Regions from separate parts of the Mus musculus genome. Here region 1 is linked to region 2. A link is a contact called in ENCODE Hi-C or POLR2A ChIA-PET data. All regions are on one chromosome and are shown on one strand. Each heading gives the region's core, a stretch centred on a gene start or an enhancer-like site at or near the end of the contact. The rest is flanking DNA. Distances are from core to core; before and after follow the strand shown.

The links. Hi-C counts contacts between places; a loop is a spot of excess contacts on that map. ChIA-PET counts read pairs that join two places held with the same protein, here RNA polymerase II (POLR2A).
Region 1: a map of left cerebral cortex shows a loop between it and region 2 (4-fold over the local background). The contact joins two enhancer-like sites. A Hi-C loop is called at or near these places in 2 of 37 maps with a recorded cell type or tissue (both left cerebral cortex). POLR2A ChIA-PET finds 5 or more read pairs at or near these places in 2 of 5 experiments (Patski and embryonic stem cell).

What each region holds. Positions count from the first base shown.
Region 1 is chr14:19,775,423-19,780,961 of GRCm38, reverse strand. It overlaps Nid2 (nidogen 2), which reads right to left. Exons shown (of 21, transcript NM_008695.2): 5 at 2,817-2,966; 6 at 1,979-2,224; 7 at 1,225-1,425. Among named protein-coding and RNA genes, the nearest start is that of Nid2, 27 kb to the right of the region's middle. Within about 2 kb of position 3,886, at least 1 of the 3 ENCODE cell types and tissues checked has a DNase peak (open chromatin) inside an H3K27ac peak, as active enhancers do.
Region 2 is chr14:19,729,141-19,735,079 of GRCm38, reverse strand. Gm29899 (a long non-coding RNA gene) reads right to left here. Exons shown (of 4, transcript XR_874386.1): 3 at 5,076-5,145. Among named protein-coding and RNA genes, the nearest start is that of Gm17030, 17 kb to the right of the region's middle. Within about 2 kb of position 1,544, at least 1 of the 3 ENCODE cell types and tissues checked has a DNase peak (open chromatin) inside an H3K27ac peak, as active enhancers do.

The DNA of each region.
Region 1 (5,539 bases), core at 2,637-5,136, 44 kb before region 2:
GAACCTGAGAGGATACAGAGCCACACCGCTGAGGAAGGGAAGGGACTACAAGTGCTGCAGTCGTCATCACACACTAGAAACAAGCATCATGATGTCCTGGTGTGTGAACGCTGCTGGTGCTGAGGGCTGTACGCACACCACCTAGTTTGCTCCTCAGAGCCACATAAGACAGGCACTGACTGCGTGTGCAGAGACCACAGGGTTTAGGGAATAGCCTGGGGTGTGGTAAATCTCTGACTGGAACTCAAGGCAATCCAGCTCTACATCTCTCAAGATTTGAGGCACATTCCACAAAGGAAACCACCCCCACCCCACTCCCACCTCCACAGCTTCGCACAGTCAGCAAGGCTTAGGGAAAAGCAAGGCAAAAGGCTGTTCCTCTTGGGAGTTGCACCAAGACCAGACCTAGTCTATTCTGAATACAGTTAAGGTCTGTATTCCAATCTTTTCCCTGTACCCAGCTCTCATGCTGGAAGCTGGGGGCACAAAACAGGTGCCACTCAAGACACACAAACTTCAAAACAACTATTGTGACCACCTTGTATGCAGCTAATACTGTGTATAGGTGTGCCCAACCTTCTGACATTCTGACATGACACTATCATCTGTGTTGAGCTATATTCATACCCACTGTGAGACAGGGCAGACTGGATAAACTTTGTACAGCTAATTATACCGTATGCAACTTATCAACAGCAGAAAATGTTTATTTTTTCTTGTGCTAAGAAAAATGAAAAAATGACTTTGCAATGATTTTAAATTGCAAATCCATGATGTGAATCGATTTATATGTTGACTCCAAATCTCAGCTTTGTTTCAGAACACTGGAAAGCATCTTTCTGTGACCCCTAAAGCAAACCAAAATCATCAGCTGAAACAGTTACAGAGACTCCTAAAGTCTAACAGTCAAAACAGGCCGTGCCTGGAGGATAGCATCTTATCGGTTATTACTATCTGAAAATAATGTGCAAATATATTGACATTCTTGTGTACTCTGACATTCTTGTCAGCACTCTGATCACCTGTATACTTTATATACACACATATGTAAAATATAACTGTGTATACGTCCTAAAAACAAGAACGAACACAATTATATCAACCTCATTTGTGTTCTATGCAGTTTGGGGCATTCCATGTGACTATTCACTTAACCTAACCCTTGTCACTGTCTTGTGAGGCAGGCATCACGTCCATTTTACAGCTGTGGAAACTCACACATACCTGAGTCCCTGTAATGATAAAACTCTTTGTACGGAGTAATGTGGGCTGTGAAATTCGCTGGGATGAAGGGCACCTGGCCTTCAATGTTGGTCTTAATGCTCAGATAGTTTTCTGGGTCAAGCCCCTCGGCAGTTTGAGTGATACGAACCCTCTCCTCTCCAGGGTGAAAAGTGACTTCCACGTCATGGACAAAGGTAGCACCTGCAGGAGACAGAAACTCAGCAAGTGGGTGACAAGACTCTTGTTTAAGTCATTCTGAAGACTGGCTGGGACTTGGATGATAAAGCACTTGCCTATCATATCAGAGGCGTGGGTTCGACTAGCTAAGAGGAGTGTGTGTGTCCTCTCCCCAGTCTCCTCTGGAGACGGTACCGAAGGAGAGTATGCCACGCCCAGGCTCAGTTCTGGAAAGCTGCAGACCCTCTGATCTCCCGAAGGTCTCAAAGACTCTCAATTCCCCTTGTCCCCGTTCTCTTTAAAATCTAGCATATTAACAGAGTCCATTCCAAAATTACACTAACTTGATACTTCCATGCTGAGGGATGATAGTCGAAAATAGGAATTTACCAGTCATTAAACCATTATGTTTCTTTCTGTAAGAGCAGAAAGCTTTCCACGTACAACAAAACCTCTGCAATTCAAAACCTCCAACAGCCTGGAATCTGAGCACGTTTCTCCAGAAACAAAATCATCCGCAGAGGCTGCCCAGGTACCACATCTGAATCCCGGTTTGCCAGAACTGAGCTCTGCTCACCTGTGAGGCTGAAGCCATTCTCAGAGCCTGGCTTCTCCAAAGCAAAGAGCCAGCCAAACAGACCTCCAATGGGCAGGACAGGGAGCAGGGCCTGGGCTGCCGGCTGTGGGACATGGCTGATGGCAGTGTAGGCTCTGCCATCATTGCCCACGATGTAAGCGTGTAGATCCACGTCAGTGAAGTGCACAGGAATGTGACCCACTCGGAGGCGACCACTCACTTTCCCATTCACTCGGTGAGGTGCCCCTGAAAGACAAAAGCAATCCTTTCAGCCTTGGCCCCCATCAGGCTGGGGACCGGTGTACACAGATGAGCCCACTCTCCTGACCACGCCTCATGCTCACTCTTTGGAGACATTTCTTTACTATTATTGCTGTTCTCACTGTTGGTTTGGGTTTCCTTGCAATAAGCTCTCTGTAGACGCCAACTGAGGATTCGTGATAAAATCTAGGCTAGCCTTCAACTCTCAACCCTCCTGCTTCTCCTGTCTCAACAGTGTTACAGTCATAGTTAGAGCGACATTTAACAAGTCCCTTCTGTGATCGGTTCCTCACTTATGACCCAGTCCTGCCTGTCTCTCTTCCATTCCCCTTCTTCACCCTCCCCTTTAGCTCTACCAAGCTAGAAAGAGGGCAAAATAGAAACGTTTCAAGTCACTCTCAAATTGGGAAACCAGTCCAAACGTATTTATCACTCAGTCATCCCCTGAACCCTTGAAAGTCACTGGTGCTGGGATTCAGGCATCAGAGATGTAAGGACACCAAGCAGAACCCACACTGGAACTGGAAACAGGCAGGGGTCAACAATATACATGCAGCAGCCCCGGCCTGTCAATCACCTTCTGGCAGGCAGTGCTTCCCGTTTCCGTAAAACCTCGACTGGCAGTGGCAGCAAAAGCCAGTGGTGTAGTCGGTGCAGAAGGCATGCTGGGAGCACCGGCCGTGGCTGTGTTCGCAGGTTTCCAGGTTGGCGCCATTATACGTGAAGACTGAAGAATAAAGCAAAGAGCATTAGAAAGCCAAAGGATTCCAGCATCGCTACTACCAAGCTTCGCCAGACGTCACAAGCGCTCCGTAAAACGGCTTGGACTGTAATAAACAAATAGATTTGACGCTACAAAGATGGGAATAACATTCAGCCTGAGGGATTAACTTTATATGTTCTGGCAAGATGCTCAGATCATTGCGGCCAACTGGGTCTTACTACAATGAGGGTGAGCTGAGTGGCCTGAGAGCAGCCTTGCAGACAAACCGTAAGCGCGCATTAGAGTGAAATTTGTGAAATCACTATTTGGTGAGGTGGGGAGAAAAAAAGGCCAAATACTGGCAATTTTGTATGACTCAATGTAAGAGTAATCTTTTGAGAGGAAGTCAAAAGAGAGGAACTAAGAACCAAGGTCTGTCTAACTCTTATGGAACCCAAGCTTAAAGGATGTACACACACTTGCTGCGTCAACACTTGCCGTCAAATGCAGGACTGGGGAGGGAAGAGAGACGACAAGAAACAGGACTGAGGAGCCCCAGGTCCTTGCAGGCTTTGTGCTTCCCAGCTTGAGGATGACTTTCATGCAACAGAAACAGCCTAGTCCACAGAATCTCCACAAAACCACCCTGCACCAGAGGAAGCTCGACCCCCAAATCTCCCACACTCTCTTCCCATTACAGAGAGGTAGCTGTGCAAGAGGGAGACGAAACGGAGAGAGCAAGAACGAGAGGAGCCTGCCCTCAATGCCATCACGCTATCCTCTGCAGAAGAAATGGCCAAAGTGTGCCTGAAAGTTGGGTCACAGGCAGGTGAGTGCTTTCCGCTAGGATGCTGGGCAATACCTCAATTCCAAGCACGGCCACTAGGAGGCAGGGTACTGCGCATGCTTCTGCCTCCCATCCCCCAGAAGTCAGGGTAGTCTGGAGACACCTAGAGAACGCTGATCAAGCAGGAAGGGCAAAGAGTTTTAGTGCACTTTAGCCACTGATGCTGGCCTGAGTGTCAGCTCTGGAAAGAAACAGGCTGTGGTGGCCTTCCAGGGCTATGTTTGAAAACAAGGAACAGGCCAGGGTGGAAAAAACTGAAGACTCAGTATTACTGAGAATAATACCCCAGGCGAGAACAAAAACCAAGACAATGAGAAGATCTAGCTTCCCGATGTGTAACAATGCAGCCGCGACAAAGCCTTGCATCAGCAAACACAAGATTTACAGAGCTAACATTTAAGCAGGCTGAAATACACCATCGGCTTTAACATTAACCCTCAGCTGCACCAGAGCTGGGGGCAGCAAGTGCTACTTTTAATCTGTTTTCCAGATAAAGAAACAGAAGCAGAGGATTGCGGTGAGTCACCTGAAGAAGTCATGAGTGCAGCAAGCACATGAGTCTGAATTCTGAAGGTCCAGATCCCTACTACCCCCCCAGGGGTAATCCAACTAACACTAAGGGCTACAACTGAAGGTTAACAACTAACGGGCGTTTGCAGCATGCTGAGAGAAAACACACAGGTAAGAAGTGGCGAAGGGGACTGGAGGTGGCTCAGCGGTGAGGAGTAGTGAAGGCCCAAGTTTGGTTCCCAGAACTCCCATGGGTGGTAACTCCTGCTCCACAGGATCTACTGCCCTCTTCTGGCCTACTTTTGCACCTACACTCACGTGCACATTCCCAAACACAGACAGACATTAAAAGTAAAATACTTATTGAGAAGTGCTGAGAGCAGTGAGAACATTCCTTTAGCAATTAGACATCCTGGGAAGCAGCAAGCTGAGGGCTCATCAGCTTAGAACACCTTGGTTAAAGAGAAAAGCTGACCTGTCAGAATGGAGTCAGTGATTACGCTGAGTGAGCCCAGCTTGACAGAAATAGAAAATTAGTCATAACTCAACTTTTCAACAAGTGATAGGCATTAACTTTTTTTTAAATAAAAAAAAAGACAAAACTTAAAAAAAAAAGGCAGAATAGATCGTGACAAGAATATCACAGGCTTTTCTATGGAGAAAACTACTTATTGCTATTGGTTTAGGAATGGTGTGTGTGTGTGTGTGTGTGTGAGAGAGAGAGAGAGAGAGAGAGAGAGAGAGAGAGAGAGTGTGTGTATGAGAGAGAGAGAGAGAGAGAGAGAGACAGAGAGAGAGAGAGAGAGAGAGAGATTGGGGATGGATCTCAGGGCCTCCTGCATACCGGATGCTCTTTGTCACTAAGCTATGCCCCTTATCTCAACAAAAACCAGGGTGAGTAAAAAGCTGTAAGTGTGACGCAGATGTGTCAAAGGGCAGAGTTCCCCAGCTCAGACAGGTGCACGTGTACAGGTGTGCTCCTGAGTCAGCACAGGTGCCACTTCAGAAGGTCATAAGCTCTGCTCTGTGAGACCACGGGCAAATGTCACATGCACTCCCTGGCCTCAGAAGTCCCCAACATGCATAGCCAGTGTCTGTCTCTTCACCTCCTTCTGTCACTAGGACACAAAGGCAATCCAATCTTGGTGGACAGGGGAGTCATTTTCAGCTATGTCCGTTAAAAAGAAAGCAGGTTTCCACACACGGCTTGGCTTGCAAATTAAGGGAGGGATAGATGGAT
Region 2 (5,939 bases), core at 295-2,794:
TCATTAGCATGCAAATTTGTTTTTCTTTAATAAATGATGAAAATACCAAAGCATTACTTTAAAATGAATTATGATTCATTATCAGTAAATAGTTGATGTGTATGACTATTTTATATACCTGTATGTCCAGATTCATGTAAAAATTTCTCAAATGAAAAGGGTTGTAAGAGGAAAAGTTTAAGAATCCCTGCTTTTGGACTGGAGAGATGGCTCAGTGGTTAAGAGCACTTACTGCTCTTCCAGAGGACCCAGGTTCAATTTCCAATACCTACATGGCAGATCAACAGTGTCTGTAACTCCAGGATCTGGTATCTCACACAGACATACATGTAGACCAAACACCAATGCATGTAAAAAGAAATAAAAAGTAAATAAATTGTTAAAAAGAAAGAAAAGAATCCCTTCCCTACAGCTCCCTCAGGCAGCTGAGCCTCCAGCTTCTTGCCTGTACTTGAGAAACACATATGTAAGGGGAAGGACTGTCAAAAGCCAGGCTGGAGGTCAGGGTGCAATTCCAGCACTCGGAAGGATGAGGCAGGAAGACTCCAAGCTTGAAGCTAGCCTAGACTTTATACTGAGCCTGCTCCTTTTCCCAAGAAAGGACCATTAAAAAGAAGAAGAGATAAGATACATGCAAGACTTAAAATGTAACAGCAAACAAAACGATAAACTCTAGTTCCTGTTAAAAACCTAGAGGATACAGATCTCAGCTGAACCTTGCATCTTTTACTTGTTTGGATAAACACTCAATAAAGATAAGAATACCCTCTTGGAGTGAATTGGTCGGCCAGGCTTGGGAAAAGATTTGTTTTGTGGGGGGAAAATTCTATTCAAGTTCTTTCCTTGTTTCTGCTTGAGAAACTATTTAAACAAATTTGAACATCTAAACAAAGATAGTCTTAAAGCCCCAAATCCAAGTGTTCTGGGTCTCCTCCGAGCAGTTTCAACAATGTTGGGCCCAGAGCCAGAACATGTTAGAAACGTTTTGAACTCACCCCACCCTGTCTCCAGGGCCATCCTCCCCCAGAATTTGGTACAGTGCCAAGAATAGGATCTTGCAAATGTCTTAAGGCTTTCATCCTTTCCCCTTAAAAACAAAAGTATCTAAGACCTTGCAATGTAAGAGGCCATAGAGAAGGGAATGCTGGCATAGGGGAACCGTGGGTCAGAGAATGCACTGGAAGACCACTGTCTGCAATACTCTTGCTTTGTGGCAGGAAGAGCCCAGACAACTGCACAGCTGGCTTCCTGTCTAACTCTCCAAGGTTCTCCTTCAGTTCATTCATCATGCAGAGAGCAGCAAGGTCTCACCCCTGATGGAATCCTTGACTCTCTTAGGAGCTCAAGACTATCCAATTGGTCAGCTCTGGGATGGGCCATGGAGTCCCTTGCTCACTGTTGCTATAAAGCATGCACAGGGAGTGGTGGGAATAGAATAGGAAAGACTGATTCTAGACCCTGGTGAGGCTCCGGAAACCACACCTCATGGGCTGGGGAAGGAAGGAGGCAGAGAGGAAGCTTCTGGAAGGCCCTCCTGGGTCAGGGAAGTTCTAATACTTCCTCTTTGTCACTGCTGTCTGCCTCCTTTTGTTGGCAGGGCTGCTAGGAGCCTGGAATGCTTAGTGTACCACCCTAAGCTATTCACATATTACTACCAGTGTGCGCGCGCGCGCGTGTGTGTGTGTGTGTGTGTGTGTGTGTGTGTGTGTGTGTGAGAGAGAGAGAGAGAGAGAGAGAGAGAGAGAGAGAGAGATACTAGCACCAGTGTGTGTGTGTGTGTGTGTGAGAGAGAGAGAGAGAGAGAGAGAGATACTAACACCAGTGTGTGTGTGTGTGTGTGTGTGTGTGTGTGTGTGTGTGTTTGCGTGAGTGTGTTTTATGCATGTGTGTATGTAGAGGTCAAAGTGGTTGTCAGTTGTCTTCACTGAACACTTTTCACTTTATCTTTTGAGACAGCGTCTCTTGAAGAACCCGGTGCTCCCAGATTGACGAGACTGGTTGACTAGTCAGCTTTGGGCATCTGCCTGTGTCTCTACCTCCCTGTGCTTGACCCATTGGAAGTGGAACTATTATGAGGGGTGGCCTTGTTGGAAACAATATGCCACTGTGTGTGTGTGGGGGGGGGGCAGGCTTTGAGGTCTTCCATGCTCAAGCTAAGCGCAAACAAAGTCGATGCCCAGTGTGGACAGTCTCCTTCTGTTGCTTGCAGATAACAATGTAGAACTCTCAACGCCTTCTTCACACTATGTGTGCATGCATACTGCCATGCTTCCTGCCGTGACGATAATAGACTAAACTTCTGAAACTGTAAGTCAACCCCAATTAAATGGGTTCTGTTTGTTTGTTTTGTTTTTGAGTAAGAATTGCCATGATCATGGTGTCTCTTCACAGCAATAAAACCCTAACTAAGACTCTAAGTCTCTAGTCTTTAGAATTTTTCTGGTACACTATTGTATAATAGTTTCCTCTAAGACTGGAACATTTCATCCTGCAGGGAAGCTCCTTAAGTAGGTAAACAACTCAAAATAGTTTTAGGAAGTCCCTAAAACTGAGTAGATTCACTAGGTCTCTCCCTACCAGAGTAAGCATTAAAAGTTGAGGGCTGTCTCAGATGAAATAGGATTCTGAGAGGAGAAAAGGATTCTGAGAGGAGAAAAGTTGCAAAGAAGACTCCAAGACCAGACCAACTGCCTGGAAGAAGCAGAAACCAGCTGAGCTGCCTGGAAGAGGTTAAGACTGGAGTCCCTTGGGATGGACACTCTGCAACCGTTTGAGCTGCTAGCAGACTGTGCTGTGTGTTTCAGGTTTCCCAACTTTGTGAGCTGCTAGCTGTGCTGGGGTGGGCCTTGGTGATGCAACTGTCTTTGAGTCATTTCAGCTCCTATAAGTAACCCTTAACCAATATTCCTGTAAGTAACCCCAGGAAAACTCATTGGTTCACCAAATAGGACTTCGGTGGTTGTAAGTGTTGCAGCTCTAAGGGGGAAAGGCTTCCCCAGTGGAAGTGTTGCAGCTCTGAGAGGAAAGGTATTCTAGCAGTCGGGAACCAAGGAATACCACAAAACCACACTGCACAGCAAACCTCACACAAGAGATTTATTGGAAGACACACAAGAGGGTGGTTTGGATGAGGAGCAGCAGGGAACTTACAGGAGGCCGGCTTTATATAGGGGTTCGTGGGGCATGAGTTTTCCAGGGTGAAGAATTCCAGGGTAGGGATTGGTGAGATCTCAGTGCAAACCCAGGAACTAGTAGGATTTCAGACTCAGGGATTAGTGGGATTTCAAGCTCAGGGACTGGAGGGGTTTAAGGTGGGTTTTGGTGACCTTTCAAATTTGGAAGTGAGCTTGAACCTTTTGCCCTACAGTGGTATCTGTACTTTGGTCTGCTGTGGGTTCCCTATCTAGCTTGGGTAGATGTGTGTTGCATGTCCCCAGGAAAAGTTTTGTCACACAGCACGTACCTGTAGCATTACCACACAATTCCATTGCTGTGGAAGCTAAGAAATAAGCAAAACTATTCTACTCTGTTCCATCCACAAGAGTCCACACAGTGAAATCCTTCTTTGGAAGTTGAGGAATTTACCAATGGTGCATCTAGGGCTTGTGTGGTTTCGCTTCCTTTCAAATGTAATTTTCCCTGTTCACCTGCAAGTTCTTAGACTTCAGTTCTCCTTCTCCAACTTCACTTTGTGAATCCTGCATACCGAGGCTGACCTAGAACCACTGACTGTCAGTAAAGCTCCAGTCCATTTTCCATCTGTGTCACCATCACCTATTTAAAACGAAAATACAGATTCTCTGTCCAAAGGATAAGGTTTTATTGCGGTGTGCTAGGAATTCTCTGCAAAGATGAGTCCTGCTAATATATTTTTACAAGGATGGTTTAAGGGTGAATTTTAGCCAATGGTGGTGGTTCACGTCTATAATCTCAACATGGAGGAGGAGGAAGTAGAAGGTGTGGTGGTTTGAATATTCTTAGCCCATGGGAAGTAGCACTAGTAGGAGGTGTGGCCTTATTGGAGTAGGTGTAGCCTTTTTAGAGGACGTGTGTCACTGTAGGGGCAGATTTTGAGGTCTCCTCCTCGTGCGCAAGCTCTGCCCAGTTCAGAAGAGAGCGTCCTCTTGGCTGCTTACAGAAGAGTGTCTCCTGGACACCTCAGCTCCTTCAGCACCATGTCTGCCTGCACATTGCTATGCTTCCCACCATGATATTAATGAACTAAACCTCTGAAATTGTAAGCCAGCTCCAAGTTTTGTCTTTATAAGAGTTGCCTTGGTCATGGTGTTTCTTCACAACAATAAAATCCTAAGAGAGAAGGATACCTGGAATTCAAGTCTGGAATCCATAGTGAGTTGCAGGTGTGTGTAGACTAGAGCATGTGACCATGCCTCAAAACAACAACAAAGGGATGAATCTTGATGAAAACTATCTGTGGCTTCAACATTTGATCAAATTATAGCTATGGTTCTTCATGGAAGATGTGGTTACCCTTCCCTACACTGGTCCCATTTACTTTGATAGTTGTTTGTTTGAGTATGGACATGGTCCATCAGTGAGCTATGAAGAAGTGGGTGGCTGTGTGGCTTTGGGAAGAGGTCATGCTTGATCCTAAGGTAAACAAAAAGTAGGGAATGACTTTATTGCCAGAGATGACTAAATGATAATGAATGCTGCGAAATTATTTTGTATTTATTTTTATTTTTATGTTCATTGGGTTTTTATTTTGTCTACATTTATATTTGTGACATATGCATGCTTGGTGCCCAGGGGCCAGAAAAGGGTGCTGGATTCCATGAGATTGATACAGATAGTTGTGAACTGCCTTGTGGGTGCTGGGATTGAACCTAGATCCTCTAGAAAAGTAGCCAGTGATCTTAACCACTGAGCCATCTCTCTAGTCCCTAGCAGAGCCAGCCTGAAGCTGTGATTGATGCAGTGTGGCAGAAAGTGGAGCAACTCATGAATTCTTGTTGATGTCTTGTAGATACTAGAAAACCTTACAGATACACTGGTAATTCAGATAGTCATCCCCTATTGCTTGGGTCAGTTGAATCAGGATCTTGGTTACTCACAGTTGAAGTCTTGCATAGCAGGTGAGATGAATGGTTCACTTTAGGATATACTTTCTGACGAATTTATCAGCTGAAATCACCAAAAAGATACATTTCTTAAAGTTAGAAATCTTTCAGGAATTTTATTTCTATTTTTTTTATGCCTTTAAAAGTTTCAGTCTAAATGATCTTTTCTCACCAGGCATGTTGGGGGACACGCCTCTAATCCCAGCAGTTTGGAGGCAGTCAGGTGAATCTCTGTGAGTTTGAAGCCAGTCTTTTATGTTTATGTAGCAAGTTCCAGGATGGACAGGGCTACATAGTGAGACCCTGTTTCACAAACACAATAATAATAATAATAATAATAATAATAATAATAATAATAATAATAATAGTAGTAGTAGTAGTAGTAACAATAATAATTTAAAAATTTGTTTCGTATTACAGAACTTTAGAGTCATGGAATCTTGGTTGCTCAGATGTCTGTGAGTTGGATATTCTAGTTTCATTTTTGTTTCTGCAACAAACATGATTAAGAGGAATTTAGGGAAGAAAAGGGTTTGTTTGGCTAGGTTACGATACATTGAGAGAAATCAAGGCAGGAACTTGAAGCAGAAACTATGTGGAATGCTGCTTGTTGGCTCACTCCCAGGATCATGCCTGGATAGCTTTATTATAGAGTTTATGCCCACCTGCCTAGGGATGGTACCACCGACAGTAGGCTGGGCCCTCCTGCATCAGTTACTAAATGAAACAGCCCTGGACTGGCATGTCCTCAGGCTAATCTGACTTAGGCAATTTCCCAGTGTAGGCTTTCCTCTCAGCTGACTTTAGAATGTTGAGGTAAACCAGAAACAGTGACTTTGGATAACTTTAGATTTGCCA